2 separate regions of the Homo sapiens genome follow, and region 2 is linked to region 1. Evidence: read pairs that join two places in POLR2A ChIA-PET (ENCODE). Cell type or tissue: Panc1. All regions are shown on one strand. Each heading gives the region's core, and the rest is flanking DNA. Links, peaks and the distances in the headings are about the cores only. Region 1 holds the start of MEX3D (mex-3 RNA binding family member D). Region 2 holds the start of LOC100288123 (a long non-coding RNA gene).

Region 1 (15,297 bases), core at 4,893-7,392:
TTGGGAGGCAGAGGTGGGAGGATCGTCTGAGCCCAGGAGGTTGAGGCTGCAGTGAGCTACAATCACACCACTGCACTCAGGACAGAGCAACAGAACCAGACCCTGTCTCAAAAACAACAAAACAAAACAACAACAACAAGAAACCGCTAGGCGTGGTGACTCACACCTGTAATCCCAGCACTTTGGGAGGTGGAGGCAGGCGGATGACCTGAGGTCAGGAGTTCGAGACCGGCCTGGCCAACATGGCGAAACCCCGTCTCTACTAAAAATACAAAAATGAGCCTGGCGTGGTGGTGGCAGATACCTGTAATCCCAGCTACTCGGGAGGCTGAGGTGAAAGAACTGCTTGAACCTGGGAGGTGGAGGCTGCAGTGAGCCGAGACTGAGCCACTGTACTCCAGCCTGGGCGACAAGAGCAAGACCCTGTCTCAAAATGAAAAGAAAAAAACCTCTCGGGGAATGAAGGGAACATGTACACTGTACTAACGCCAGAACTCTCAGTTGGGTCTGCAGTGTGGAGGTTTCCTAGCAGAGCCTTTCTTCCTAGGGCTCTGCAGTGTATGGACAGGAAAACCATGGCATGGTCCCCACCAACACCCCAGCACTGTCCCCAGCTGTCGGGAAAACCTGGGGCCTGCGGGGATGGGAGGAGAAGAGGAGCCTCTGGGGCTGCAGCCAGGAACAAGGGACAGGAGGGGAGACAGTGAGCCAGGGGTCGCCCCCAGCTGAGGGGAACAACCTAAAATCACTAGCCTTAGCCTGTGCCGACAGCAGAGAGAGCGAGCCCTGAGCAGCTTCCAGTCCAGGCCCTGCCTTCAACATCACTCACTCATTCATTCATTCATTAGCCACAGAACACCTTCTGTGTACAGGCCCTGGCAAGACACTGAAGACCCAACCATGACCAAGCACCTGCCCTGGTTCCTGTCCCTGGGAACATGCAGGGGGAGAGGCTGCCACGGAGCACAGATTCACCCAGGGTGCCTGGCAAGCGGGGTGAGAAAGGAGGGTACATGTTGGGGTCTCAGCAGGAGCAGGGCCGGAGGTCCCCTAGAGCACCTTTGCTGGCCGGCTGGAGGGAGACGCCTGTGCTTTTGGGTCTCCACTTTGCCTGTCTCCCAGACAGGGCTGCCTCCCCTCACCCCCAGCCCTCAAGCTTTGGAATCTGAAATTTTCTTTGCTGACCCACCAGAGAAACTGGGTTTGAATCCCAGCCCATGATTTTTGTTTTGTTTTGGAGACAGGGTCTTGCTTTGTTGCCTAGACTGGAGAGCGGTGACAAGATCATAGCTCACTGCAGCCTCGACCGCCCAGGCTCAAGTAATCCTCCTGCCTCAGCCTCCAGAGTAGCTGGGGCTGCAGGAGTGTGCCACCATGCCTAATTTTTGTATTTTTTTTTTTGTAGAGACAGGGTTTCGCCATGTTGGCCGGGCTGGTCTCGATTCCTAGGCTCGAGGGATCCTCCTGCCTCAGCCTCTCTGAGTGCTGCTATCCCCTCAGTTTTTACCTATTCTTTACCTCTTGCAGCCTCTGCCTCCCCATCTGTGACCTGGGAGCTGCAGGACCTTTCCTGGGGCACATTATGGGCCTCAGTGAGATGGGGCAGGTCAAGTCTGGCATAGGCTTAGCACACAGTAGACCCTCAATAAAGATCTAGCCAATGGCCAGGCGCAGTGGCTCACACCTGTAGTCCCAGCACTCTGGGAGGCTGAGGTGGGTGGATCACCTGAGGTCAGGAGTGTGAGACCAGCCTGGCCAACATGGCGAAACCCCGTCTCTACTGAAAATACAAAAACCAGCTGGGCATAGTGGCACGTGCCTGTAATCCCACATACTAGGGGGGCTGAGGCAGGAGGATCGCTTGAACCTGGGAGGTGGAGCTTGCAGTGAACCGGGATCGTGCCATTGCACTCCAGCCTGGGCAACAGAGCGAGACTCCATCCCAAAAAAAAAAAAAAAAAAAGATATAGCAAATGAATGAACTGGAGCCTCCAGCAGATGGGTGGGAACTCAGAGGGTTTGAATGACCACAGTCTGCCCAGAAAGCACTCGGACCCCCTCTAGGATCAAGAGAACTGAAGCTCAGAGAACAGCACGTAGCTACTGGGGAGAGGGCTGGTGCCAGGCCTGTGTGACTCTTGTCTAGGTGGGGAGGCCGGACAGGTGCACCCTTCCTGGCCTCCAGGGAAGGGGTAACCTTGGAGCTTGGGTTTGACAGAGAAGCATGAGAAGTTCAGAGAGCCCCAGGGTGGAGAGGAAGGTGAGTAAAGGGGCAGGGCCGGGGCACAAAGGACATTGAAAGGTATGCTTGAGAACGGGGTGGGTGGGAGAAGCTGGGAGCCACAGATGGTTCTACAGTGTGGAAGAAGTACAGACTACCGAAGCTGTGGAAGACGTAAGGACTACTGAAGCTGCCAACCTGTCCTGGCATCCACAGTTGCATCCCTGGCAACGCGCACTCCACTTATGGGGTGGCCACTGTGTGTGACCTGGAGCTGGGATTAAAACCAGCAACTTGGGTCCAGGCATAGTGGCTCACACCTGTAGGAACCCCAGCACTTTGGGTGGCTGAGGATCGCTTGAGGCCAGGAGTTCAAGACCAGCCTGAGCAACAGAGCAAGACCCTGTCTCTACAAGAAAAACTTTATAATAAAAACAAATAAATAAAACTGGCCGTGCGCAGTGGCTCACGCCTGTAATCTCAGCACTTTGGGAGGTGGAGGTGGGCGGATCACTTGAGGTCGGGAGTTCGAGACCAGCCTGGACAACATGGTGAAACCCCGTCTCTACTAAAAATACAAAAATCAGCTGAGCGTGGTGGCTCACACTTGTAATCCCAGCTACTCAGGAGGCTGAGGCAGGAGAACTGCTTGAAACCAGAAGGCGGAGTTTGCAGTGAGCCCAGATCACGTCACTGCACTCCAGCCTGGGCGACAGAGCGAAACTCCGTCTCATAAATAAATAAATAAAACCAGCATCTTGCCCCAGAATCCTCTACCCTAATGGAGGTGAGACGTCCGCACATCACAGAGAGGGGCCGTCATCTGCGCAGGGCCACGGCGGCCTGCAGGACAAGCAATCAGGGCCCACTCTACCCCCGACCCCCACTGTACCCCAGGGCCTGCCTTGCTGACGGCCACCAGCAAGAGCCCAGTAAGTGGGTGCAGAACGCACAGGCCAGAGGTGGGGGCTGAGCCTGGTGCCCACAGACTCCATTTCCCATGGACCTGCCCCTAGAGAATTCCCACCCTGAGGCCACAGGTCTAGAAGCTCTCAGCCTGACGCTGATTCCTGCCAGCTCCCCATGTGGCCATAGCCTCGCTCAAAGGCCCTTGGGTGCCAGGACAAGCGCGTTCACAAAGAACACAGCCACAGCCTCCACCACCTGGAGGCTCAGGCTCGTGCCTTTGGTCACTTGGTCCCCAGGCCTCGGCTTGGACGCCTGTCTCCACAGGCTCCCAGACACTCCGCACAGGGCAGCTGTCCCGTTCTAGGCCCTGGGTATGGGACATGGAGGCCGGGTGGAAGGCCTCAATGGGGAGGCAGTAACAGGATGGTAGGGCGCCCTCCTGCCAGGGGGTCCCACCAAGGGCAGCCAGCAGGACTGAGACAGAACCCAGTCCCTCCCCACCCACCACTCCAGAGCATGCTTCCTGGGGCCAGCACCATGCCTGACCCTCCGTGGGTCCCCACATGAGCTGGACAAATGAACGACCAAAAGACAGGAGGCTGTGGTGCCCCACCCACCTGGACCGAGGGAAAGGGCGGAGGGGAGGGCGCCCTGGTGGTCCCCCGCCTGAGGCCAGGGCCATAGATGACCTTGCAATCCCAGCCCCCCACACCTTTCTCTGGCCTGGATTCCCGAGGGCCCCGGGGAGGCAGGGACCCCCAGCCCAAGTGTCCTGCGGCCCCACCACCAGCCCCGCCAAGGCCCCACCCCAAGTTCTAGAACCTGGCTGATCACTGGCGGTCAGCGGGGACCCAGGAGCGGGGAGGGGTGGCGGGAAGGCAGGAGAAAGTTGAGGGAGGCAGGCGGGCGGGTGGCTAACGGGGTGGTGGGTGTGAGCTGGGCCAGGCACTGCCCACCACCCGCCCGCCCGCCCCGCAGCTCGGGGGCCAATGAGCAGCGGCCGGCCTGATGTCACCCTGCAAATCTCAGCCTCGCTCTCTAACAAAGAGAACAATGGGGCGGCCAGAGGGAAGCTCCGACGATGCCACCGCTGGACCCCACACCCGGGGCCTGCCGCCCGCCGGCCTGCCCAGCAGGCTGCACCCCAGAAGTGGCTTTGACAGCCGGTCCTTCCCCAGGCCCCGAAATCCCTGACTCGGGGCCAGAGAGTGGAGCAGGGACCCTCTCCTGCCCGGTCCCGTCCCCACCCCAGTCAGGGCCCCAGGCTGGAGACTGAGACGTGCGCTCTTTGTACTGTCAGCCTTCTCTCCCGGTCCTGCAGGCGGCCCCCCTAAGCCACCCCTAAACCTGCGCTTGCCCCGCCCCGCCGCCTGTGCTGGGTGTGGGGCGCCCCCCGCCCGGCCGGAGCCCCGGGCCCTCGAGCCCCTCTCTGGGGTGCCCCTGCGGGCGGCCGAGGGCCTGGGCTGCGGCGCGGCTCCCCGGAGCCTTTCCGGGCTGGAGGCGGCCCAGACAAAGGCGGCGGCGGGGCCGGAGCGCGCAGGGGAGGAGCGCGGGCTGCGCCCAACTTTCTCCCGCGGCGGCTGCAGGACAAAGGCGCAAAGGCAGCGGCCGAGGCCGGAGCCCACGCGGGGCGTGTCCGGTGCGGGGCGTCCGGCGCGGGCTGGGCTGGGCTCGGGCGACCCCCTTCCCCGGGGCGGACGGTGCGGGGACCCCCAGGACAGCAACCCCCGACGAGGGCCACTCACCCTGGCGACCCACGATCTCGGCGACGTGCTCGGAGCTGGGCACCGGGACGCACTCGGTCATGTTGACGCTTTTCTTGCGGCTGCCGATCACGCTCATCTGGTCGGCCAGCAGCGTCGGGGGCCCCAGGGCCGCGGGGTGGGGCGCGAAGCCCGCGAACACGTCGGGGGGCGACGGCCGGGGCGGCGGCGGCGGCGGGGGACTCGCGTTGGGGTCCAGCAGCGGCAGCGACCCGGGGGCCACGGCGGGGGCCAGGGTCGGGGGCGCGCCGGCCTCAGGTCCGTCGGGGGGCACAGGCTCCGGAGCCGCCCCGCCGTCCGCGCCCCCCGCCGCCGCTGCGCCGTCCCCGGCCGCCCCCTCCTCGTCCGTGTCGCCAGCGCCCCCCAGCCCGAGCGCCGACAGCTGGTCCAGCGCCAGGCGGAGCGCGGCGGCCGCGTCGTCGGGTTCGGGCGGCGGCCGGGGCGCGGGCGCGGCCTCCTGGGCGCCCTCGGGCGGGGGCGCAGGTCCGGGTCCGGGGTCCTCCCCCGCCGCCCCCACGCCGCCGCCGCCGCCGCCCCCGCCCCCGCCGCCGTCGGGCTGGCCGAGCGAGCTGGGCATGGCGGGAGCTAGCGCTGGGGCCCGCGCTCCTGCCGCCCGCGCCGCCGCCGCCGCCCGCGCCGCCCTCCGCCTCTGCGAGCTGGGCCGCCGGCCGCCTGCATCCAGCGGCGGGGGCGGGCACGGGGGGCCGGGCGGGCGGGGCGGCGGCGGCGCGGGGCTGCTCGGGGCCGGGCCGGGCCGGGCCGGGCGGCGGCAGCGACTCTGGCTGCGGCTCGGCGGCGGCGGCGACGGCGGCGGCGGCTCCTCGGCGGCCGAGGCGGCGGCGGCGGCGCGGGACGCTCCTTCCCTCCCGCCGCCTCCCGCGGCCCCGCCCCGGCCCCGCCCCCGCGACGTCACGCCGCGGCCCAACAATGGGCGGCCCCCAGGGCGCAGGCGCGCGGGGCGGGGCCGGGGCGGGGCCGGCGCCGGGCACGTGGTCCAGGCCCCGCCTCCGCCCGGCGCTCGGGCGGGAACCCGGGCGCATCCGCACGTGCGGGCGCTGCTGCAGGTGTGTGCGGCTCAGCCCCTGCCTGGACAGCGCTCCCTCCCCAAGCCTGAGAGTCCCTGCCTCGCGCGCCCCAGGGCCCGAGGTCCCGCTCCCCAATTTCCCCTAGAGATCCGGGTCGCCCCCAAGCGAGGTCTCTTGCTCCACGCCCGCTTCCTTGTGCCAGGGACCCCCACCTCCCTGCATAAAGGCGTGGGGTCCTCTCCAAGTCCCCCTCGCGATCCCACTGGACTTCGAAGTCAGGCTCCTGCCCGCCCACCGCCTCTGTGCCAGGGTCCAACCCCCGCCCCACGGTGCACCCCCCAGGGCCTGGGGTCCCAGTCCCCAAGTACCCCTTGCTATCAGGTGGGCTTTAGGGTCAGGCCCCTGCCCCACCCCCAGCCTCTGTGCCAGGGACAGCTCCACAATCATGCACACCCCAGGGCCTGAGGTCCCTCTCCCCTAGTCTCTCCTAGCTCCCCTCTGGCTGGCTCCCGGCTTTGGGATCAGGCCACCTCCTCCACGCCACCTCCTCCGCCCCACCCAAGGCCACAGACCCGGTCTCTGTGCCCCCAGCCAGAGACCTCTCTACCACAGTGGTGCTTCCATGGCGAGGGCAGGCTCACACCAGCCAGAACCCTCCATGTGGAGCCCCACCCTCTTCTGGGGTGCCTTTCCCCGCAACGGGCGTTGTCCACCTCTAAAGCCACCCTTGCCGGGCGCGGTGGCTCATGCCTGTCATCCCAGCAGTTTGGGAGGCCGAGGCGGGTGGATCACGAGGTCAGGAGTTAGAGACCAGCCTGGCCAACATGGTGAAACCCCCGACTCTACTAAAAATACAAAAATTAGCCAGGCGTGGTGGCGCGCACCTGTAATCCCAGCTACTCAGGAAGCTGAGGCAGGATAATTGCTTGAACCCTGGAGGTGGTGGTTGCAGTGAGTCGAGATTGCACCACTGCACTCCAGCCTGGTTGACAGAGCAAGACTCCTCTCAAAAAAAAAAAAAAAAAAAAAAAATAGCCGCTTTCCCAGCGGCTCTTCCTCCAGCTGTCCTTCGGGGCCTTCCTTGCACCTGTGGGGTTTTTTGTGATAAACCTGTCTGGCTGGGTCTACCTGCCCCCCTCTTCTACCAGACCTGTCCCTGGCTGGCTGTGCAAACTTGGACCGAAGGCAGGGCTCTCTGGGCAGGAGTGGGGCAGCCTGCCCCTTTGCCTAGCAAGGCTTCTCCTCTGTCCCCTCCCCCCGCCTCACACACCCTGGGTCCCCCTCAGCCACTCTTCTAGTCCCTCAGCCACAGCCACCCACTGCTGGGCCCTTCACTTTTGGTGGCTTCTCTGCCCACTTCTTCCAGGCAGGCAGGGTCAGGATCCCCCTGCCTGGAGCCCTTCCCCACCCAAAATCTCTCTCCTGACCCCAGGCTGCATCCAGCCCCACTTCCCCTCCTGGGGTCCTGGACTTCTCTTTCGTGCACGCCCATGCTTGGAATTGTTTTTCTATCTCTCTTTCTTTCTCTCTTTCTTTTTTTCTCTTTCTTTCCTTTTTTTCTTTCTTTCTTCCTTTCTTTCTTTTCTTTTTCTTTCTTTCTCTTTCCTTTCTTTCTCTTTTTTCTTTTCCTTTTCTTTCTTTCCTTTTTTTCTTTCTCTTCCTTTTCTTTTTTCTGTCTTTCTTTCCTTCTTTCTTTTCTTTCTTCTCCTTCCTTCCTTGCTTCCTTCCTTTTCTTTCATCCTTTATTTCGTTCTTCATTTCTTCTTTTCTCTCCCTTCCTTCCTTCCTTCCTTCTTTCTTTCTTTTTTTTTTTTTAGACGGAGTCTCGCTCTGTCACCCAGGTTGGAGTGCAGTGGTGCAGTCTTGGCTCACTGCAAGCTCCGCCTCTGGGTTCACGCCATTCTCCTGTCTCAGCCTCCCGAGTGGCTGGGACTACAGGTGCCTGACGCCACACCCAGCTAATTTTTTGTATTTTTTGTAGAGACAGGGTTTCACCGTATCAACCAGGATTCTCCCTTCCTTCTCTGCTCCCCTCCCCTCTCCTCTCCTTTCCTTTTCTTTCTTTTTCGGACAGAGTCTTGCTCTGTTGCCCAGGCTGGGGTGCAGTGGCTATTCACAGGTGTGACCCCAGGACAGATCAGCATGAGAGCTTTGACCAGCTCCGTCTCTGACTTGGGTAGGTTCAGCCCTCCTTAGGCAACCTGGTGGTCCTCCCAGTCCAGGGAGGTCATCATATTAATGTAGACGCTGGATCAGCATAGCTCACTACAGCTCAGAACTCCCGAGCTCAAGCAATCCTCCCGCCTCAGCCTCCTGAGTAGCTGGGACCACAGGTGTGCACCACCACACCGGGCTACTTTTTGTATTTGTAGAGACAGGGTCCTTTTTGTTGCCCGGGCTAGTCTTGAACTCCTAACCTCAAGCAATCCTCCTGCCTCAGCCTCCCAAACTGCTGGGACTACAGGTGGGTAACACTATGCCCAGCCACTTGCAATTATTAATGGCATTGTCAGCCGGGCGCCGGGCGCGGTGGCTCACGCCTGTCTTCCCAGCACTTTGGAAGTCCAAGGCAGGTAGATCACCTTAGGTTAGGAGTTCTATATCAACCTGGCCAACACGGTGAAACCCTGTCTCTACTAAAAATATGAAATGAGCCGGGTGTGGTGGCGTGAGCCTGTAGTGCCAGCTGCTTGGGAGGCTGAGGCAGGAGAATCGCTTGAACCCGGGAGGTGGAGGTTGCAGCAAGTTGAGATCACACCACTGCACTCCAGCCTGGGCAACAGAGCAAGACTCTGTCTCAAAAACAAACAAACAAACAAAGAAAAAACCCTGTGTCTAATAAACAAATGAATTTATGAATGAATGAAGCAATGAATATTTAATTCTTTCCCAGTTTTGGAGCCTCAGAGTCAAAACTCAAGGTGTGCGCAGGGCCGCGCCCCCTTCAAAGGCTCTGGGGAGCGTCCTTTCTGCCTCTTCCATCTTCTGGGGGCTCTGGGCCTCATCGCTCATTGTGGCCTCATCGCTCATTGTGGCCTCATCGCTCATTGTGGCCGCATCGCTCTGACCTCGGCCTCTGTCTTCACACACCCATGTCTCCCTGTATGTGTCCTGGTTTCCCTCTTCTCATGGGAACAGGAGTCACGGGATGAGAGTCCACCCCCTCCCGTACAACTTTGGCTTAACTTGTCTGCAGAGACCCTCTTTCCAAACAAGGTCCCATTCAGAAGTTGTGGGGTTGAGGACACAGACATCTTTGTGCGGACATGATTCAACCCATAATATACCTCCTTGGTTGTGACAGCCCAGATGCCCACAAACGTGGCCCCTGGGCCCAGAGTCACCTCAGGTGGGAAGCGCTGGTGTAGGTGGTGGCACTATTGTGGTCACCGTGAAATGTGAAATTCTCTCAGGCCCACTCTGCATCTGATGTTTTTTACTTTTTCTTTTCTTTTCTTTTCTTTTTTTTTTGAGACGGAGTCTAGCTCTGTTGCCCAGGCTGCAGTGCAGTGGCACAATCCCAGCTCACTGCAAGCTCCGCCTCCTGGGTTAAAGCGATTCTCCTGCCTCAGCCTCCTGAGTAGCTGGAACTACAGGCATCCGCCAACAAGTCCAGCTAATTTTTGTATTTTTAGTAGAGACGGGGTTTCACCATGACGGTCAGGCTGGTCTTGAACTCGTGACCTCAGGTGATCCGCCCGCCTTGGCCTCCCAAAGTGCTGGGATTACAGCCATGAGCCACCACGCCCGGCCGCGTCTGACATTTTTTCATGGGAGAATGTTGGAAGAAAATCACATAGGAAGGGAGGCATTTTGACCGGGCAGGGTGGGGGTTATGGGAGACAAGAGGAGCCGTGATCATCGCTGATGAAGCCCAGGGGTGGGCCTGGGGGATCCATTGTCTTGCTTAGGATACAGTTTTTTTTTGTTTGTTTTGTGTTTTTGAGAACGGAGTCTTGCTCTGTCACTCAGGATGGAGTGCAATGGCGCCATCTTGGCTCACTGTAAACTCCGCCTCTCAGGTTCAAGAGATGCTCCTGCCTCAGCCTCCTGAGTAGCTGGGATTACAGGTGCCCACCACGCCTGGCTAATGTTGTATTTTTAGTAGAGAAGGGGTTTCTCCGTGTTGGTCAGGCTAGTCTCAAACTCCCGACCCCAGGTGATCCTCCTGCCTAGGCCTCCCAAAGTGTTGGGATTACAGGCGTTAGCCACCGTGTCTGGCCTATTTATTATTATTATTTTTTTGAAGACAGAATCCCTTCACTCTGTCGCCCAGGCTGGAGTGCAGCGGCGTGATCTCAGCTCACTGCAACCTCTTCCTCCCTGGCTCAAGGGATTCTCCTGCCTCAGCCTCACGACTAGCTGGGACTACAGGCACCTACCACCATGCCCAGCTAATTTTCGTGCTTTCTAGTACGTGTTGGCCACACTGGTCTCAAACTCCTGACCTCAAGTGATCTGTCTGCCTAGGCCCTGCAAAGTGCTAAGATTACAGGCGTGTCCCACCTTGCCCAGCCTGTACAAAAAATTTAAAAATTAGCCGGGTCTGATGGCACACACCTATGGTCCCAGCTACTTGGGAGTCTAAAGTGGGAGGATTGCTTGAGCCCGGGAGGCAGAGGTTGCAGTGAGCTGAGATTACGCCACTGCACTCCAGCCTAGGTGACAGAGTGAAATCCTGCTTCAAAACAAAGAAAAAAAAAAAAAAGGCCAGGTGCAGTGGCTCACGCTTGTAATCCCAGCACTTTGAGGGGCCAAGGTGGGGGCAGATCAGTGGATCACCTGAGGTCAGGAGTTCGAGACTAGCCTGGCCAACATGGCAAAACCCCGTCTCTACTAAAAATACAAAAAATTAGCCGGGCGTGGTGGCACATGCCTGTAATCCCAGCTACTTGGGAGGCTGAGACAGAATTGCCTGAACTGGGGAGGCAGAGATTGCAGTGAGCCAAGATCGCACCATTGCATTCCAGCCTGGCGACAAGAGGGAAACCCCATCTCAAAAAACAAAACAAAACAAAACAAAACTCAGAAAGGAAAAGGAAAATGCACAGGGAGAATCCTGTGATGGAGAAGGAAGGCAGGCAGGACAGCAGAGACAGGAGCATTTTATTGCTTGTAAATTACATCTCAAAAAACCCACTTCACACACGTTAACTGGAAATATCTTCAAATGAACGGCCGTGAGCGTGGTTATTTTGGTAACCAGAGAAGGCTAAAAATTAAAACTGTGAAAATTAAAACTGAGCAGGGAAGGCAGTTTTGTGGTCTCATATTATTTGCCCTCAACAAAATTCTTTTGCCCGTGGCCAACATGGTGAAACCCTGTCTCTACTAAAAGTACAAAGATTAGCTGGGTGTGGTGGCGGGCGCCCGTAATCTCAGCTACTCAGCAGGCTGAGGCTGGAGAATCTATTGAACCCGGGAGGAGGAGGTTGCGGTGAGCCAAGTTTGCACCATTGCACTCCAGCCTGGGCAACAAGAGCGAAACTCCATGCCGAAGAAGAAGAAGAAAAAAAAGTACACAATTCTGGTGAGGCACGGTGGCTCATGCCTGTAATCCCAGCACTTTGGGAGGCCGAGGTGGGGGATCACTTGAGGTCAGGAGTTCGTGACCAGCCTGGCTAACATGGTGAAACCCCGTCTCTACTGGGGGTGGTGGCATATGCCTGTAATCTCAGCTACTTGGGAGGCTGAGGAGGGAGAATGGCGTGAACCCAGGAGGCAGAGCTTGCAGTGAGCAGAGATCACACCATTGCACTCCAGCCTGGGTGACAAGAGTGAGACTCCATCTCAAAAAAAAAACTGTGGAACATTATCATTAACTTTTGTGGGTGCCCTTTAGCCATTTCCCCCAGTCCCCATAATCCCCAGTCACTGGCACCCACGTGTCCCCTTCCTGTCTCTGAATCGGCCTGTCCTGGACATTCACACAAATGGGATTGCACGCCGTGTCGGTGTCTGTGTGTCTCTTGCTGAGGGTGGACTCCTCCAGGGGCATCTGCGCCGTGGCCGGTGTCAGAGCCTGGTTCCTGTTCATGGCCGAGTCCTGCTCCATGGTGTGGCCGGGCCGGGCTGTGTTCGTTCATCCCTGGATGGGCACTTGACTTGTTTACACTTTTTGGACCCCTTGAATCTGGAGCGAGTGTGACAGAATCTCACAGGCAGTGCCCAGCCACCCGCTACCAGAAAGCTGAGTCTTGCTCCGGTATGGCCCTGTCCGAAAGAACGTTCCGGAAGCTGGGGGTGTTTTCCATGGGCACCTCCGGGCTCCTGGAGATTTGCTGTGACAGCCATGAGGGACACACACAGGCGAGGGGCATCCCCGGGGATCTTTGCGGTGGCGAGTGTGTGCGGTGGTCAGAAGGGCTGTCCCTGTCTGCCTGGGTCTGGGGGCTGCAGGGACAGCAAGGCACGGGCCCTGGGTGTGGCAGGAGAGGCATGATGCCCCTTAGCTGGTGTTGCTGAGACTCGGGAGCCCTGTGGTCCGTGTGGCTGGGCCGAGGGCTGGGAGGTGCATCCTCGCCACGGGGGTCCTGAGCCTCTCCTCCCTGGTACCCTCTGTGGCGGCAGCGGTGGGGAGCTTGGTCTGAGGGGAGGCGGGGGACACGTGAGGCTCTTGCTGCTGCTGGCAAGTGCCAGAAGGGCTGCCATGGTGGTTCACACCTGTAATCCCGGCAATTTGGGAAGCTGGGGCGGGCGGATCACCTGAGGTTAGGAGTTCCAGACCAGACTGGCCAACATGGTGAAACCCTGTCTCTATTAAAAATACAAAAATTAGCTGGGCGTGGTGGCTACTCGGGAGGCTGAGGCTTGAACCCAGAAGGTGGAGGTTGCAGTGAGCCCAGATCACGCCACTGCACTCCAGCCTGTGCAACAAGAGCGAAAGAAGAGCGAAACTCTTGTCTAAAAAAAAAAAAAGTCCCAGAAGGTCTTGGGGCTGAGACATGGGCGGGGCTGGGGGCAGCCAAGTGGCCTTTGAGGATGGGGCCAGGCACCGCACAGGGCAGGCTGGTCATGAGGCCCCCACGAAAGATCCCAGCATTGGGAGCTCAGGCTTCCCCGCCCCATGCCAGGTCTGGGTTCTGGGGCTGGAGTGTGGAGCCTCGGTGCGCCCAGGGGGTTCAGCCTGAGGGTCTGAGACTTTTCCAGGGCAGGGAATTTGACGAGGGCCTGAGCACTGGGCTGGCCCCTCAGGTGCCCACGCCTACAACTCACTTCTCACCGGGCACGACCTCTAGCAAAGGCCAGTATTGCCTTGGCCTGTGGGGGTCCCCAAGGTTTCAGGGAGAGAGGAAAGGACCCTCAAGCTTCGTCAACAGCGACAGCCCAGGGCCTGGATGGGCTTCCAGTGGGGAGGGCCCTGTGGCAGGGGTAGGGATCATCACATCTCAGACCAAGGCCAGGACATGGCCAGAACCCCGGGATCAGAGGGACTGATCGGGGTCTGTCAGTGACAGGAAGCTGGGCTGCGACAGAGAGGGAGAGACAGCAAGAGACAGAGACAGAGACCGAGGGAGAGAGACAGGAGAGAGAGCAAGAAACAAAGAGGGACAGAGAGGGAGACGGCGCAAGAGAGAGACAAGAGGGAGAGATAGAGACAGGGATAGACAGAGACAGAGAGAGACCAAGGGAGACAGGGACACAGTGGGAGATGGGAAGAGGGAAACAGAGTGTCTCTGAGTGCCGGGCAGATGAGGGGAGGGTGGCCTCCCAGCCTTCAGGTCCAGAAAGCAGCTTCCAGTGGCCATGGCTAGTGAGCTGAAGTCCAGGGTCCCGGGGCACAGCTCCCCTCCCTGCAGCGGCTGTGCAGGACCTGAGGACCTGGGGGGCCCTCCCTGCCAGGCAGCCCCTCCTGCTTCCCTTCCTTTGGAAGGAGCGGTGCTGGGTCTGAGCCCCAGCCCATCTTCCTCACCGGGGCAGCAGGGCCAAGACCCACGATCCCTAGGCTGAGCCAGCGGCACCTCAGGGGGCACGGCCCTTGCCCACAGATGCCCAGGCCGGCCTGGTCTTCTCTGAATACCCCTAAGCCTGACTCTTGGGTTGTGAATGTCCGCGAGGTTGGGGGACCTGCTGGCCCTGTCCCCACACCGCTTTCAGCCTTTCATCACCCAACCAAAGACAGAAGCTCAAACGTGGGCACCAAAGTCTAGCGGACGCACCGAACTCCAGGCTCCAAGCACATCCACCCATGGTGGCTTTATTCAGTCACGTCCCCACGCCCACGGCTCCCTCCACCAGGCAGACAGAGGGGAGGCCACCCCACTGCAAAGGGTCCCAGCCAGTGGGCACCAACCTCAGGAAGACGTGGTCCCCACCTGGAGCTTCCCTCGGCTGCCCTGGCCCTTGAGCCCGTCCTGAGGATTTGTGCTTTGACTCTGACAGGGAGCAGCAGGAAGCTGCCAGCCCACTGCCTCCATGCGGGTCCTTGGAGGGCAGACGGTGGAGCGGCGCTTCCTCAGCTCCCGCGGTCAGGCCCCATCAGGGATGGTCACAGTCCAGCCACAGGGGCGACTCTGCCCATCAGTCCCCCTGGGGCAGCGACCAGATCCTGGCTGGGGCAGCACCGGGACAGGCCCTCTCTATGGGCCTAAGGTCAATGCAGGTGGGGGCTCGCTGGGCCCAGGCCAATGAACCCACCCGTAGGAGCCCTCACTGGGCAGCAGGGCCAGGAGGGCACCAGGGACTGGCCGCAGAGTCCACTCGGGGCAGGCGTCTGTGGCTTGGAACCTGCCCTCGCCAAGGCACTGGGGGGTTAAGGAGCAGATCCCTCAGACGGCCTTGGGCCAGAAGCTCCCTGGAGAGCTGGGCACCTCGAGGAGCGTCTGGGAGCCTCACCCTGTCCCAGTGGCTCCTGGCACCCCTGGGAGCGTCAGCACCACCCCAAAGCTGGGTGCCTGTGTCGCCACTAAACAGAAGGGAAACCGAGGCAGGGGGGCCGGCTGGCAGTGGAGCATTCTGGCAGCGCCGGGCGACCAAGTCCCGACTGGCAGCGGCTGGAGTTTGGTTTTCAGAAGCGAAGGCTGGCGTTGGCACACAGGGAAGGCTGCCCGATGACGTGCCTCGACTGTGTTACATTTACTGAAGGAGAGCGGCCTCCTGGGCATGCCACTCAGGCACGGTGAGGCTCTGTGGCACCACCAGCCGCATGGCAGGGCAGAGAGTGGCGCCGTCCTGCATGCCCCCCACAGCAGACCAGAGTCCCGTCCTCACGCTGCACAGTGGGTGATGTGAGTTTCAAAACTACGCCTCCAGACCGAGAAACCCTCCCAGCTGTCAGCAAGCCGTGGCGCCGAGCTGCCGGGCACCTGCTGGCTGCTCTCCAGTCTCAAGGAGCTGGGACAGCGGGCATGGGGAGGAGCTGGCCTCGAGCCCAAAGGTC
Region 2 (15,297 bases), core at 3,323-5,822, 250 kb after region 1:
ACCTTGTCATGGGAAAGCTCTTGTCTTACTTTTGCATAAAGAACAGGTGGAGAGAAAATGAGGCCAAGGGCTAGCCCCGGCTCTGCCAAAGACGGTGCAGCCCAGGGACCCTGAGTGGGATGGAGGGCCTGGGTAAAGCCTTACCCCAGTTCTGGGGGCCTCAAGGGAGGGCCCAGGTTCCGGGGGCCATGGGTGGGAAGGGGAAGGACCCGGGTAAGGCCTTACCCCGGTTCCGGCGCAGCCGTCCCCAGTGGTAATAACACTCCTCGTCCCGGATGCAGCGGCCTGAAGAGGACACGAGGTACTCGGTGCCACAGCGGCAGCAGGTCCTGCAGGAAGCTGTGGGTGGGGACCCAGGTGGAAGCTGAGGCTCACGCTGGGGCCCGCATGCCCGGCCTTGCCCACATCCCGCACCTGCCCACCTAGGCCGTCGCAGGCCAGCGACTCACAGTCCTTGGGCCTCTTCTCCTCAGCTGTGAAGATGATTGCGCCCCCGGGCCGCTCTGGGTGCGGGAAGGGGTAGCCGTTCTCCTTGAGCTGGTCCTGGGTGAGCAGGTACTCCCTGAGGCGGCTGTACAGGGCAGCCCCTGTGGACAGGCACAGTGGTCAGCCCCTGCCTGGGATGGCCCACGGGGCGGTAGACACCACCGGGAAAGGCGGCTGGGCCGGCAGGGGCCCACGAAGCACCGTGTGGCACAGCAGGGGCTGGGCCGGCAGAGGCCCACGAAGCACCGTGTGGCAGAGCAGGGGCAGGGCCTTACCTTTCAGGTCCTCCACCCGGGGGCTGCTTGGACGGCTGAGCGAGAAGCTGGTCTTGGCGGCCAACCTGCCCCCCAACACCACCTCGTGGGACACAACCCTGCGGCCACTGGTTTCTGGAAGGAAGGGAGGGAGGGGAGGAGGGTGTGAAGTAGCTGGCTCAGACCCCTGCCCCGCCTGCTCTCCCACCCACCCTGCCCTCCTCAGACCTCTGCCTCAACTCCCCCTTTCTGGGACAGCACCCCACTGACCCCGGGTTCCAGCCTGACCCGAACAGGAGAGGCAGACATGCGGTGAGCCAGGGACGCAGGGCAGCCGCCAGCTCTGCAGGCCCCAGAGCTGCACGGAGGCCCCACACCCAAAGTCTTCGTCCCCTCCCCTCAAGCGAAGGGGGAAGGGCGGGGAGAACAGCACGGGGGATCTAATGGCTTTCGAGGGCTTTGAGCCTTCATGGGCCACCCAGCCTGCGACGCCAACCCAGGGCCCCTCCGAGTGCTAATGCAGGCGGGGACGGGGGCAGGGGCCGGTGATAGCTTAATGCAGCCTGGAGAGGCTGCAATGAAACGCCCAGGTCTCCGCTTTCTTCCTCCCCAGAGCTTAATGCATGGAGCTCGCCCAGCCCTGGGCCTCCTGCTTTGAAGAAGCTGCCGCAGCTCCATTAGCAGGCGGCCCCTCGGCTCGGCTTGGAGACCCCACTCAGCGGAGGAAGGCGGCTGACAGCGAGGACACCAGGGCCAGGTCCGTCCTACACAGAAGCCTGGGAACCAGGCAGCAGGCAGCCCCCCCACAGCACCGCGCTTTCCTTTTGTCTGAGACTGTGGCTGAGCTCAGGGCTGTGAAGGTCCCAGCGAGGGTCCCAGCCCAGCTGCCACCCCAAGAGCAACCCTGAGCCTCCCCCGCCCACCCGCCAGGACTCACTGCTGAGGCCGGGCACAGCGCTGGGGGCCAGGCCCCTGAGCTTCTTGAGGGTGTTCACGGCCACATTCAGGTAGATGTTCTTGCTGGGGCTGCGGTCATAGGCCACCTTCTCCTCGTTCAGTGCCTGGGGGACAGGCGGTGCCCAGCTGAGGCCATGCCTGCCTGGTGCCGGGGAGCCCCAGCGGTGGGGTCGCCATGGGGTCGGGGACTTGCATCTCTCCCAGGCAGCTCCGGGTCACAGCTGCGGCTGAGAGGCCGGGGGATGTCTGGGGACCACCCTGGACCCCTAGTCCCCACCCGACCGGCCAGATAGGAACTCCAGGACCTCACCTTCTCTATGGCCTCCTGGTTGGAGGTACAGAACTTGAGACACTCCTCGATGAACAGGTTGAGATAGCGCTGGCGGATGACGGTGGGGACTTTGCCCCCAAACTCTTTGGGGATAATGGGTTTCTTTAAACTCTAGAGGGAAGGCAAAAGCTGCCATGGGTGAGGGCCTCCACAAGGCCTCCAGCGGGGAACGCAGACGCGATGAGGCCGTGCCCATGGCTGGAGGCAAGAGTGAGGTGCGCTGGGACAGATCAGCCTGGCTGCAGTAGGGACAGACACGCCAAGGCAAGACAGGAGCAGCAGGGGAAACTGAGGGCAGCGGAACTAAGGTCATGGGAAACTGAGGCCATGGGGGCACAAGGGAACTTGCTGTACTTTCTGCTCAATTTTCCTAGAAACCTAAAGTTGCTCAAAAAACATAAAGTCTATTAATTAAAAACAAAACAAGGCCAAGCGTGGTGGCTCACGCCTATAATCCCAGCACTTTGGGAGGCTGAGGCAGGAGGATCACTTGAGGACAAGAGTTCAAGATCAGCCTGGACAACGTGGCAAAACCCTGTCTCTACAAAATAAAAAACAAAATTATTAGCTGGGGTGTGATGACACCGGCTTGTGGTCCCAGCTACTCAGGAGGCTGAGGTGGAAGGATCACTTGAGCCCAGGAGGTCGAGGTTGCAGTGAGCCATGATTGCGCCCCTGCACTCTAGCCTGGGCAACAGAGACCCTGTCTCTAAACAAAAAAAAAAAACACCAACCAACCAAAAAAACAAAACAAGACAAAACAAAAAAACACCGCCAGGGCGGTCGGGCATGGTGGCTCACGCCTGTAATCCCAGCACTTTGGGAGGCCGAGGCGGGTGGATCACGAGGTCAGAAGATCGAGACCATCCTGGCTAACATGGTGAAACCCCGTTTCTACTAAAAATACAAAAACAGCCAGGCGTGGTGGCGGGCGCCTGTAGTCCCAGCTACTCAGGAGGCTGAGGCCAGAGAATGGCGTGAACCCAGGAAGCAGAGCTTGCAGTGAGCCAAGATCGTGCCACTGCACTCCAGCCTGGGCGACAGAGCGAGACTCCATCTCAAAAAAAAAAAAAAAACACCAAGGCATGGGGAGGGAAGGTGAAGGCTGTACTGCGGTGTGGAGCACGAAGGCCCGCAGGGCAGGGGCGAGGCTGGCCCTCCGCAGGTCCCATGTGGCCGGGCCTCAGGGCGTGGTCTTGGGGGTGGTGGTCCTGGCCGAGATGGGAGGGGCTACCTGTAAGGATGGACTGTGGGCGATTCGCTTAGGGATGATGGTGGTGGTAGTCTTGGACGCCATCCCCGACAATGTGCGTGTTTTCAGCTGCTGGCCACCTGGCTCAGGGCCGTTGGAGGACTGGCTGCCGCTGGCCGCAAGGGTCCTCTTGGCACCTGTGGGGGCTGGCGGGGCACAGGGGGTGTGGGCACAGGGCGAGTGGCTGCCCATCACCACGTGGCGGAGCACCAGGCAGCCGCGGCCGCTCAGCGCCAGCAGCACGTGCATCTCCGCGTGCAGGGGGCCGGGCCAGGGTGAGGGGCTGGGGCTGCGCAATGGCATCAGGCTCTAGCTGCCTTCAGGCAAGTCCATCGAGGCAGAGGACACAGGTCAGGCTGCGGAGGCCGCTGAGGACACGTCACCGGTGGGGTGGTCCAGGCCTCTGCCACGTGTTCTGACCCCAAGCCCAAGGCGTCGATGTCTGAGGGAAAGGCCCTGGCTCCCGGACAGAGGACCGAAGGGTCTCGGGTGCCCCCACCTGCTCATTGGCTTTGCCCTGCCCTGCGGCCTCTGTGTTCTGCCTTGCCCTTTGATGAAGTCACAAACCAGAGGGAGGAGGCCAGGCCTGCAGGGGCTGCTTCGGAGGGCTGGCCACGCGGGCAGCTGCAACCTGGGCATGTACGTCTGTGTGGCAGGGGGGCTTCTGGACTGGGGGCTCGGCACCGACCCAGGAAGGGGAGCTGTGAGCAGGGACATCTGGCCCTAGTCTCAGAGCAACATCCCTCGAAATGCCATCTGGCCCTGGAAGGTGCAAGGGAGGCAGGATGAGTCTGCTCATGCTACCGCGGGCCGCCCAGCAAGGAAGCAGGCTGCCCGCCAGGCTGGCACGCGCCTCTTGCAGTGGAGGGTTTGCTCTTCAGGAACGGACAGAGAACCTCCAGACTCCCTCGGCTGCACGCTGGGGGCGAGCCCAGGCAGCCACAGGAGTCCTCCAAGCCAGATGAGCCCGCCCTGCGGCACTGCCAGCACTTGGGACGCCAGACTCCCTTCAGGCGGCGGGCCCCAAGGGCACTGCGACAGCTCAGCACCCACCACAGATCAGCAACAGGACAACCCGAGCGCGGAGACACAGACGGGAAGCGTGTGGGGTCCTGGGATAGGCCCAACTCAATGATTTCCCCTCCCTGGGGCTAAGGTCTCAGCCGTGAGGGGGCTCTGGGGAGGGGAGGTCAGAGTAGCCTGGAGAGCTCTCCCTAAGGAGGGCCGTGGGATCCATGGGATCTGCAGGGGAATCGCCGGGGCTGGCCCTAAGGCTCTCCAGCCAGCGCCAGGGAGGCAGGGGCTCCAAACCAGCAGGCTGCTCAGGGTGGTCCTCGGACAGCAGCCATGCCCTCCCAGGGAGCTTGCCAGACACACAGACCTTTCCCAGCCTCCAGACCAGAACCTGCATTTTTTAGGAGCTTTCTGGGGGACCCTCATCTGTGACCTGCCTCCAGGGATACTTTCTCGCTCTACAGACACCACTGATGTGAAGACGCAGGAGACAGGACAACCCCCCGTGAAGGGTCCTGTCCACCCACCACTGAGGCCTGGCCCGACTTTCTACAAGACCCTGCTGGGGGGGAAGTGCCCCTCGGAGTAAAGGAAATACAGCCCCACTCCTGGGAAGACAGCACTCATTTCCATCAGAGGCCACGCCCCCCACTCACACGCCAGGAGAAAGCCACACCTGCAGAAGCCTGCTCCCCACCCAATGCCAGGTACCCCGACATGGCTCCCCATTCCCTGGAACCACAGGCTCAGGCCCTGGTTCAGCCCAGTCCCCAGCAGGCTGTTGGACTCCTAGTAACCCCGGAGCTGGGTCAGGGAAGGAAGGTGCTGGGCCAGGCCTCCTGCACCCCTCAACAGTCCCCATTTCACAGACAGGCAGGCTGAGGGCCCCAGGGAGGGGGCCCAAAGTCATCCCATGAGCAAGCACCATGTGGTTCAGGTGAGCTCAGAGACCTCAGGGTGCCACCTCTCCTGCCCACATGCCCACGGCCCCCCGGCACAGGCCCCCTGGGCCAGGACTCACCTGCAGCCAGGCGGGGGTTGGGGATGTGGGCGATCCTCCTCTTCTCGCCAGGGGCGGAAATGTGGACGGAGGGCGACTTCTCTGCCAGCCTGGCGGGGGCCTGCAGCAAGCTCGCCGATGCCCTCTGCGCCTGCTGGGCCCGCAGGTAGCACACCTCCTGCGCCGTCGGGGGCCGGGCCGGGGGCACCGCGGGACCCCTCCTCGGGGGCTCCACCTGCGTCACCACAAATGCTAAGGCCTGGCAGCACAGCGGGGGCACCTGGAGCAGGCGACCCCGGGCAGGCTTGGGAGAGGGTGGCTGGAGCTCGGGGGCCGGAGGCACCACCTCCCTGGCTGCCTTCTGAGCTGCTGGGCACACTGGGGGGAAGCAGCAGGGGGCAGTGGTCCTCAATGCCATGTGGCTCCAGGCTCCCCCACTCCCAGTGTCTCCCGGTGCCCAGGCTATGTCCTCAGCCCTGATAAGGCACGGGTGGGCGGGACTACCCCGATTACACTGGCACTCCAATCCAATCCCACTACGCCTAATCTTCCTCAAAGCCCCTCCTCTGGGGAGGCTCTGGGACTGGAGCAACTGGGACTCTCCTGGCTGCTGACCCCGGAGCCAGGCTCTCTGCTTGTCCTGCACTACCTCGCCACGTCTGCACAGGGGCCTGACAAGCGCTACTGTCTCCGGGCTACAGAGGACACTGGAGCTCAGAGCTGGACAACCGGCCCAGGCCCAGGCCGCACACGGCGCAGCAGGCCGTCTGCCGCACTCTGGGGGAGGTCACCCTGGGGCTGCTGACCTGCTCTGTCCCTCGCCCCAGCACCGTGGCAATCTAACAGGAAGGGGCAGGGCCAGCTCCCTCTGGAACTCGGGCAGCGTCAAAGATAAGGTGTCTTCAAAAAGCTCATGGAAAACGTGCGTTGTGACGAAACTTGCATGGCTTTCAAGTTTTTTTGCCCCAAAATAAACTGATACTAACTTGTCATAACATGTCTGAACCAGACGGAGTTTGAGGCACTAAAAAAAAGTAAGACATCAGTTAGAACAGAGCCCCAGTCAGAGCAACAGGAGTTCTGCTAAAATTGAAGCAAATGTTAAGCATCAAATTTATGGTAAAACTTGGGTGGAAGAACGAATGGGGAAATCACTGATGCTTTACAAAAAGCGTCACAGATTTACAGGAACAATGTCCCAAAGAAATCAGAAGTTTATGAATGGATAACTCATTTTATGTATTTATCTTTTTGAGACAGAGTCTTGCCTTGTCGCCCAGGCTGGAGCGCAATGGCACGATCTTGGCTCATTGAATCCTCCACCTCCCGGGTTCAAGCAATTCTCCTGCCTCAGCCTCCCGAGTAGCTGGGATTACAGGTGCGTGCCACCGCGCCCAGCTAATATTTTGTATCTTTAGTAGAGACGGGGTTTCACCATGTTGGCCAGGCTGGTCTCGAACTCCTGACCTCGTGATCTGCCCACCTCTGGGCGCAGTGCCTCATGCTTGTAATCCCAGCATTTTGGGAGGCCGAGGTAGGCAGATCACGAGACCAGTCTGGCCAACATGGTGAAACCCCGTCTCTACTAAAGATACAAAAATTAGCCTGGTGTGGTGGTGGGCACCTGTAATCCCAGGTACTCGGGAGGCTGAAGCAGGAAAATCACTTAAGCCCGGGAGGCGGAAGTTGCAGTGAGCAGAGATCGTGCCACTGCACTCCAGCCTGGGTAACAGAGCGAGACTCCGTCTCAAAAAAAAAAAAAAAAAAAAAAACAACCAAAAAACAAACAAACAGAAAACAGAGGGATGAAGCTGGGAGCAGTGGCTCACGCCTGTAATCCCAACGCTGGGAAGCCGAGGCAGGAGGATCACTTGAGGTCAGGAGTTGGAAGACCAGCCTGGGTGACAAAGCAAGACCCCCTTTTTTTATAATTTTTTTTTTTTGAGACAGAGTCTTGCTCTATCACCCAGGCTGGAGTGCAGTGGTGCAATCTTGGCTCACTGTAACCTCTGCCTCCTGAGTTCAAGCGATTCTCCTGCCTCAGCCTCTCTAGTAGCTGGTATTACAGGCACCCATCACCATGCCCAGCTAATTTTTGTATTTTTAGTACAGATGGGGTTTTGCCATGCTGGCCAGGCTGGTCTCGAACTCCTGGCCTCAGGTGATCCACCCGCCTTGGCCTCCCAAAGTGCTGGGATTACAGGCGTGAGCCACCAAACCAGGCCAACCTCGTCTTTAAAAAAAAAAAAAAAAAAGGCTCCTGCTGGCCTGGCCTCTGCGGACCTTACCTCCTGGCCTTGCTTGGAAAGGTGGGAGATCCTCCTCTTCTGCCCGGGGAACAGAGTGGTCAGACCCGAAAGCCCCTTCTCCTCACTCTTCTCTTCCTTGGGGGGCTAAGACACATGTCCGTCCGTCAGCACAGGTCTGCCCTCGCTGCCAACACCAACACACCCCAACCTCAAACTGCCCCCGGCAAGTGGGGAATGGAACAGTCCAGCCCCCAGGCACAGCAGCTGAGGGCTCAGGGCCAACAGTCCCTGGGCTTTGTGTGGGTGCAGTCGGAGGGGTGGGCAGGTGTCACACGTTCTGCAGATGCCCAAGGCTACCTCTCCTGGGCACCCAGGGCCCCAGCTTGGAGACCCCAGGGCTGCAGAATGAAAGCACACTGGGAAAGCGAGGCCACCTTGGGCCGAACCAGCTGCTGCGGGCTGAGCACTTGGGCTCAGTCTGTGTGGAGTGAGCTCCCCCTGGTGGCCAATTTGGGGACACGGGGCCAGGAGACCCAGGGGTCCAGGGCTGGCCCAGGAGAGCAAGAGCTCGCCACGCTGGGAGTAGGGAGGAGGGAGGGGAGGAGAAAGGAGCCGGAGGGGATGAGGAGGAGGCAAGGAGAGGAGACAGAGGAGCTGGAAGAGAAGAGACAGAGATGGGGGAAGGGAGGAGGGGAGAAGAGAGGGGGAAGGGAGGAAAGGGGAGGCGAGGGGAGAGGGGCTAGAAGGGTGTGCCGGAGGTGGATTCCCCTGAGGTGGGTGGGTGGGCCAATATCCCCCTGCCAGTCAGTGGGAACAGACCGTGTGCACGTGGCCACAGAAGCCTGGCTGGTGGCCACGGGCCAGTGACCTCTGGGTGGGTGAGGGGCAACAGGAGCAACAGGGCTGCCCGGGTGCTCCTGAGCTCCTGAGATTTCAACGGGCTCAGGGACCAGCACTGAGGAGCTGCCTCCACCCCGTGCCTCCGAGCCAACTGGAAACCACTCCAGATAGAAGGTCTCTCACCAGGCCCTCGGCTCTGCCTCTGCCCGAGCCCAGCCCCAGCACCCGCGCGCCTCACCTGCCGGGCCAGCCGGCCTCTGTCCTCCGTCTTGACGCTGGTGGACTCGTTGAAGATCCGCAGGCACTCCTCCATGGGGTCGGAGTCAAAGTCCACCTCCTTCTCCAGGGCCGAGTAGTCCACATCCGCCCCCGCGCTGGAGGTGGAGGAGGAGGAGGAGGAGGAGGAGGATGGGGCGGGGGAGGGGGGCGGGGAGGCCTTGAGCCGCTTGGGCGGCCCCTGCGCCTCCGGGAAGCCCAGGCTGGAGTCTGAGTCGGAGTCTGAGTCCGAGCTGAGGCTGGGGAGGGCAGAGGGCCACACGCTCGGCACCCCTGGCCCTGCGGCCTCGTCCTCACTCTCGTCCCCAAAGAGGTCGGCGTGGCTCAGGGCCCGCTTCTTCAGCTTGGGGGCGTCCTGGGAGGCGCCCTCGTCTAGTGAGCGGGCTTTCCGCTCCACTAGCTTCCCCGACGGGGCCTTGGTGCTCTTCCTGTCGGGCAGCTGGAGGGGGCGGGGTGGGCCTCTGCCGGCCGCCGGTCGGGAGTCCCCGCTTGTGGGGCTCGGCCGCCGCGCTGGCCGGTCAGGCCTCCCTTTCCCTGAGGTGGCCACAGGAGTGGCCGAAGATGGCTTCTTCTTGGTCCCTTCCGGCCGCTCTGCCTTGCGCCGGGGGCTGCTGGCCTGCGGGCCCTTCTTGTCCGCACGGGGCTTCTCCACAGGCCGCCCTCGGCCCTTGTCCTTGGTCTTGTCCTTCCCCTGGGCCCCGTCTTTGCAGCTGGGGGCAGGTGGGGCCCCGGTTTTTTTCTTCTTGGGTTTTCCCTCCTTGGGGCAGCCCCCATCCTGTGAGGACTGGACCTGGGCTGGGGAGGCGGGCTTGGCTGGGGGCGGCTGGAGGTCCCCCACGTCGCACTGCACGGCCGTCTCCTTGGTCTCCCGCAGGCCGCCCCCCTCGGCCTCCAGGCCCTCTTTGGAGGGTGGCTGCCCGGTGGCCTTGATCTCAGGGTCGGCCCTGGCTTTGGGGGTGCTGGCCGTGGTGGGCTCGTTACCTGGGACCGTGGCGGCCTCATCTTCTGAGTCTGAGAACCTTGCATCGCAACTGCCAAAGGGGTCACAGAGCTTCTTGGGAGCAGGTGTGTAGGGCTCACTGCCGCGGGAGCCCCGGGGCCGCTTGGCGGCCCGCTCATCCCGGGAGCTGGCCCTGCTGAGGTGCCGGGCCGAGTAGTTGGAGAGAGGGTCATACTCCAGGTCTGTGGGTGGCCTGGAGTTGTCCACCACGTACTTGCCACTGGGAACGGGGCGGCTGTGCCGCCGGGGCTGGCTCACAGCCTTGGGGACGTATTCCAGGGCACCGCCACCCCCTCCACCTCTGCCCTGACCCCTGTCCAGGGACGCCAGCGAGTACTTGCTGCCCGGCTCGGCAGGGGCGGCCAGTGGGGTGGGCTGGTAGCCGGCATCAGGGCTTAATAGGCCGTGGCTGCCGGGGCTGTAGTCGAAGGCCAGTGGGAAGGCATCCTCGTCCGGGCCCACAGTGGGGCTGGCGTTGGGGCCGCGGGGCGCCAGGGCGGGGGCCTCGGCGGAGCGGTGCTCACGGGTCGTCTCCAGCAGCTCCCGGTAGCGCCGCTGCTCCAGCTCCACCTCACTGCGCACGGCCTCGATGGCCTGGTTGACCAGCTCCAACTCCAGCACATCCGGGCGCGGCTCCTCCCCCAGGCCCAGGGTGCCATTCTCCCTCTGCGCGGGGGGCTTGGGCAGCTCAGGGTTGTAGGGGTCGTAACCCAGCCCTGAAGGGAACAGAGAGCACAGCTGTGACCAGCCTGCCGGAGAGGAGCCCGCAGCATGGGGGCGGCCCCGGTCTCAAACTGCAGGGAAGGGAAGAGACCTGCCTCCGAAACCCACCACGCACTGGCGCCCGCCAAGGCTCTGGGGTGCCCAGCTGGGTACAGGCCATGGCGCCATCTCAGGCCCTGTGCCGGGCCCCGCCTTGCCCTGACCAATGGGCGCTGGATGGGCCTGGGCTGCGTGACACACAGCTCCCTGGGTACTGGAGGCTCCCTCACACGGCTCATGAAATGCGCACAATGACCATGGTGGGGTGGACACTCGACAGGCTGGAACTCCCCGGGGCAGGCGGGTGTGGAGCTCCCAGCATTCAGGGTGCCGGGCTGAGGCAGGACTGGGCTGGGCCGACAACCACAGCCTGACGGTGGACACAGGAGAGCCCTTCCTCAGCCAACACGGCCCCACCCAGCCAGCAGTGTGCCCGCGGTGTGGCGGAGGTGTGCCAGCAGTGTGCCAGCGGTGGTGTGGTGGCGGTGTGCCTGCGGTGATGTGGCTGAGCAGGGCCGGGGGATGGGGACATGCCCAGTTGATGGGCCACCCTGCAAAATCCACAGGAAGATTTTTTTTTTTTGAGACAGTCTCTCTGCTGCCCAAGCTGGAGTATAGTGGTGCGATCTTGGCTCACCGCAGCCTCTATCTCCCGAGTTCAAGCAAACCTCCTGCCTCAGCCCCCCAAGTAGCTGGGATTACAGGCGTGCGCCATCACACCCAGCTAATTTTTGTATTTTTAGTAGAGATGGGGTTTCACCATGTTGGCCAGTCTCGAACTCCTGACCTCAAGTGATCCACTGCACCTGGCCTACTTTAAATTAATTTTTTAATTTCAAAACTTTTTGTAGCTGGGCGCGGTGGCGCACGCCTGTAATCCCAACATTTTGGGAGGCCAAGGCGGGCGGATCACCTGAGGTCGGGAGTTCAAGACCAGCCAGACCGACATGGAGAAACCCCGTCTCTACTAAAAATACAAAATTAGCCGGGCGTGGTGGCGCATGCCTGTAATCCCAGCTACTCAGGAGGCTGAGGCAGGAGAATCGCTTGAACCTGGGAGGCAGAGGTTTCGGTGAGCCGAGATCACACCATTGCACTCCAGCCTGCGCGACAAGAGTGAAACCCCGTCTCAACAAAAAAAAATTTGTAGAGGTGGAGTCTCACCATATTGGCCAGGCTGGCTTTGAACTCGTAGACTCAAGCAATCCTCCCACCTCAGCCTCCAAGATAGCTGGGACTATAGCCCAAGCTGCTGTGCCTGGCTTAAAGCACACGGCTGAAATGTCTTCCCGGGGGGCAGCTGGGAACATGAGACTCGCATGTTATTTACGTGGTTCCAGAACATAGTGTAGCAGACCCTCACAACCTCAATGCCACCAACGTCAGCACAGAAGTCAGAACCACAGAAGCCTCCCGTGGGGACAGGCCGAAGGAGTCTAAAGAAAACATGAGCAAGTGGAGCCCAGTATTCCAGCGAAGCAATAAAAACCAAGTTCAAATATTTACTCCAGAAACTTGGAAGTTGACCATTAGAAATTCTACTGAGCACGGCCAGGCACAGTGGCTCACGCCGATCATCTCAGCACTTTGGGAGGCTGAGGCGGGAGGATACTGCTTGAGCTCAGGAGTTTAAGACCAGCCTGGATGACACAGATCCCATCTCTTAAAAAAATACTTAAAAATAAGCTGAGCATGGTGATGCACACCTGTGCTCCTAGCTATGTGGGAGGCTAAAGTGGGAGAATCACTTGAGCCCAGGGGCTTGAGGCTGCAGCGAGCCAGGATTGTGCCTCTGCACTCTGGCCTGGACAACAAAACAAGACCCCAGCTCTTAAAAAAATAAAATAAAGTTCCACTGAATGTAATTCCGTAACATCTCTAAAGGTCTCTAAAGGTCAACAGGTCTGATCCTCTGGAGTTGGCAGGAAATGGCGCCAAAGACGTCTGCGTCCTAATTCCTGGAACCTGTAGATGGTATATCCCCTTAGATGGCAAATGGGGCTCTAGATGGGGTGAAATCTCCCTTGCCCGTCACTGAGGGGGCCATGGACAGGCCGAGATCTTGCAGAGCAGTTTCGCAACCATCCCATGCAGCTTCAACACCACCACCTTCAGACTCGGAATCCTCAGAACCCGTGCCACAGACAGACCGCACAGGGCAGGTACAGATGCGTCTGGTGCAGCCTTCACTGCAAAAACACAACAATAAATAACGCAGGAGATGACCTAGAAGCCGAAACGCAGGTCACCTGTGGTTAAGGGGGAGGCGTGCGCCCTGGAGGGACCTCCAAGTCACACTGCTATGGGGAAGAAGAGGGGCAAGGAATGTTGCACACTCTCACCTTTGAAAAGCAGCTCCACAAACCCAGTGAGATCAGATTCCAACAAAGGCGCACGGGCCCACACCAAGCCCGCAGTCCCATGGGGTACAGCAAATGCAATCTGGCCTTCATTTATGCTGCACCCAACACCAACTGCCCAAGAGGGACGTGAATGCTGACACACATCCCCGACAGGCTGATAAGGAGCTGTGACACCATGTAGCAAAAGGCAACAGCCCCATGGGAACCTGCCCGCACCAAGACGCCACTTGGCTCTGACTTGATTCTGACTGAACGTGCAGCTTGTCTGAAGGTCGGGCCTCAGGTGTGTTTCTTCCACTCAGAAAACCTGCCTGCCCTTCGGCCCACCTGGAGATCGACCCCCACAGCGTGCTAAGACTTCCGTGCAGAGAAATGGCTGGACGCAGCCAAGGGGAGGCAGGCACAAGACCTCCCACTGTGGGCGACGCAGAGAACAGCAACAGAACTGGAGGCTTCCCCTATGGCCCCCACCCACACCCCCTCAAGCCCCAGCAGGCATAAGAAAGAAATGGCTGGTTTCGGCCGGTTGTGGTGGCTCACACCTGTAATCCCAGCACTTTGGGAGGCTGAGGCGGGCGGATCACCTGAGGTCAGGAGTTCGAGACCAGCCTGACCAACAAGGAAAAACCCCATCTCTACTAAAAATACAAAAAAATTACCCAGCCGTGGTGACCCATGCCTGTAATCCCAGCTACTCGGGAGGCTGAGGCAAGAGAATCGCTTGAACCTGGGAGGCGGAAGTTGCAGTGAGCCAAGATTGAGCCATTGCACTCTATCCTGGGCAACAAGAGCAAAACTCCATCTCAAAAAAAAAAAAAAAAAAAAAAGAAAGAAAAAGAAAAAGAAAAAAAGAAATGGCTGGTTTCCCAAGCTGCTCCCCCGAGACACACCCACCAGCAGAACAAAAGCCTCCCCAGGTAAGTCCCCATCCTAATCCCTGGGACCTGTGGCCAGGCCACCTCACTCAGCCAATAGACTGCAGGTGCGACTTGAACAAAGGACCCTGAGGGTGGGTGAACATCTTGCATTATCCGGGAACCCAGTGTCCTCACAGGGTCCTTTAAAGAGGGAGGCAGGAGGGTGAGAGTCAGAGAGACTGGAAAAGGCTGTGCTGTGGGTTTGAAGGGGAGGAAGGCGCCCTGAGCCGAGGGATGCAGGTGCCTCCAGATGCTGGGAAAGGCGGGCACTGACTCTCCCCGGAAGCCTTCGGGAGGCCCAGTCCTGCCCACAGCTTGACTTGAGCCCAGCGAGGCTGACTTTGGACTTCCCAGCCCAGCGCTGAGAGAGAGTGTGCTGCTTTAAGGCCCACGGGGACGAATGCAGCCTCACCGGGTGATGAAAGTGCAGTGGAAAACAGCTGCCCGCTGCCTGTACCTGCGAAGGCGGAAGGCCCCTCCTGTTCCCGGGAACCCTGCAGGGACAGCGGGAGGCCGGGACCCGGAGGCTGCAGAGGAGGTGGGAGGAGGCCTGGTCACGGGCAGCTGCCGCCTTTCCCTTGAAATCACAGCAGTGTTGTGCCCATCTTTAAAATTACATTTAGGGACCAGGCACGGTGGCTCACGCCTGTCATCCCAGCACGGTGGCTCACGCCTGTCATCCCAGGCACGGTGGCTCACGCCTGTCATCCCAGCACTTTGGGAGACCAAGGCGGGCAGATCACCAGCTCAGGAGTTCAAGACCATCCTGGCCAACATGGTGAAACCCCATCTCTACTAAAAATACAAAATTAGCCAGGCATGGGGGCGTGCACCTGTAATCCCAGCTACTGAGGAGGCTGAGGCAGGAGAATCGCTTGAACCCAGGAGGCAGAGGTTGCAGTGAGCCAAGATCACACCACTACACTCCAGCCTGGCGACAGAGCAAGACTCTGTCTCAAAAAAAAAAAAAAAAAAAAAAATTACACTTAGTGCCAGGCTCAGTGGCTCACGCCTGTAATCCCAGCACTTTGGAAGGCCAAGATGAGCAGACTGCTTGAGTTCAAGACCAGCCTAGGCAACACGGCGAGACCCCGTCTCTACAAAAAAATACAAAAAATGAGCTGGGTGTGATGGTTGCATGCCTGTGGTCCCAGCTACTTGGAAGGCTGAGGTGGGAGGATCTCTTGAGCCTAAGAGGTCAAGGCTTCAATGAGCTGTGATCACACCACCGCATTCCAGCCTGGGCAACAGAGCAAGATCCTGTCTCTAAAACAAATAAAATTAAGTAGCATTTAGACAAGAGGAAGGATCCGTGTGTCTGTTTTGGACCACTCGGAACTCCGCGGGACTGTGTGGAGGGCCACGAGGTACGGGCAGGCAGGGGAACATCACACAGAAGCCACAGGTTCTTCTTTGCCTGTGCCAGGCTACAGCCAAGGCATTTCCAGGAAACGTCACCCCATGTGCCCAGCAGGCGCAGAGGGGCCCATTCTGGCACCATCTCACAGCCAAGGACCCTGGGAGTCAGCGAGGGCACCCAACTAGGATCAGCAACTGTGGCTGCCAGTTCCTCTGTGCGGGGAGGGACAGCTGCCA

The links. Peaks named below come from ENCODE experiments on the same cell type or tissue, not always from the same donor. Only the 100,000 strongest peaks of a DNase experiment are listed, where the experiment ranks them.
Region 2: POLR2A ChIA-PET joins it to region 1 with 6 read pairs; 2 of 35 experiments call an interaction of 5 or more read pairs at or near these places.

The regions. Positions count from the first base shown.
Region 1 is chr19:1,562,589-1,577,885 of GRCh38, forward strand. It overlaps MEX3D (mex-3 RNA binding family member D), which reads right to left and starts at 5,737. Exons shown (of 2, transcript NM_203304.4): 1 at 4,876-5,737. The coding sequence starts at 5,470. It overlaps MBD3 (methyl-CpG binding domain protein 3), which reads right to left. Exons shown (of 7, transcript NM_001281453.2): 7 at 11,008-15,297. It also overlaps the pseudogene RN7SL477P. RefSeq lists silencers at 5,737-5,926, 5,967-6,016. In Panc1, for the core only: no CTCF peak of the experiment used is centred there; no DNase peak of the experiment used is centred there; H3K4me3 peaks cover 428 bases.
Region 2 is chr19:1,818,257-1,833,553 of GRCh38, forward strand. It overlaps REXO1 (RNA exonuclease 1 homolog), which reads right to left. Exons shown (of 16, transcript NM_020695.4): 2 at 8,622-10,375; 3 at 7,583-7,687; 4 at 5,316-5,529; 5 at 3,263-3,426; 6 at 2,008-2,139; 7 at 1,678-1,801; 8 at 762-875; 9 at 450-587; 10 at 226-339. LOC100288123 (a long non-coding RNA gene) reads left to right here and starts at 3,833. Exons shown (of 4, transcript NR_152847.1): 1 at 3,833-4,436; 2 at 4,759-5,001; 3 at 5,367-5,460; 4 at 5,853-6,289. RefSeq lists silencers at 8,952-9,087, 12,851-13,051 and an enhancer at 10,213-10,713. In Panc1, for the core only: no CTCF peak of the experiment used is centred there; no DNase peak of the experiment used is centred there.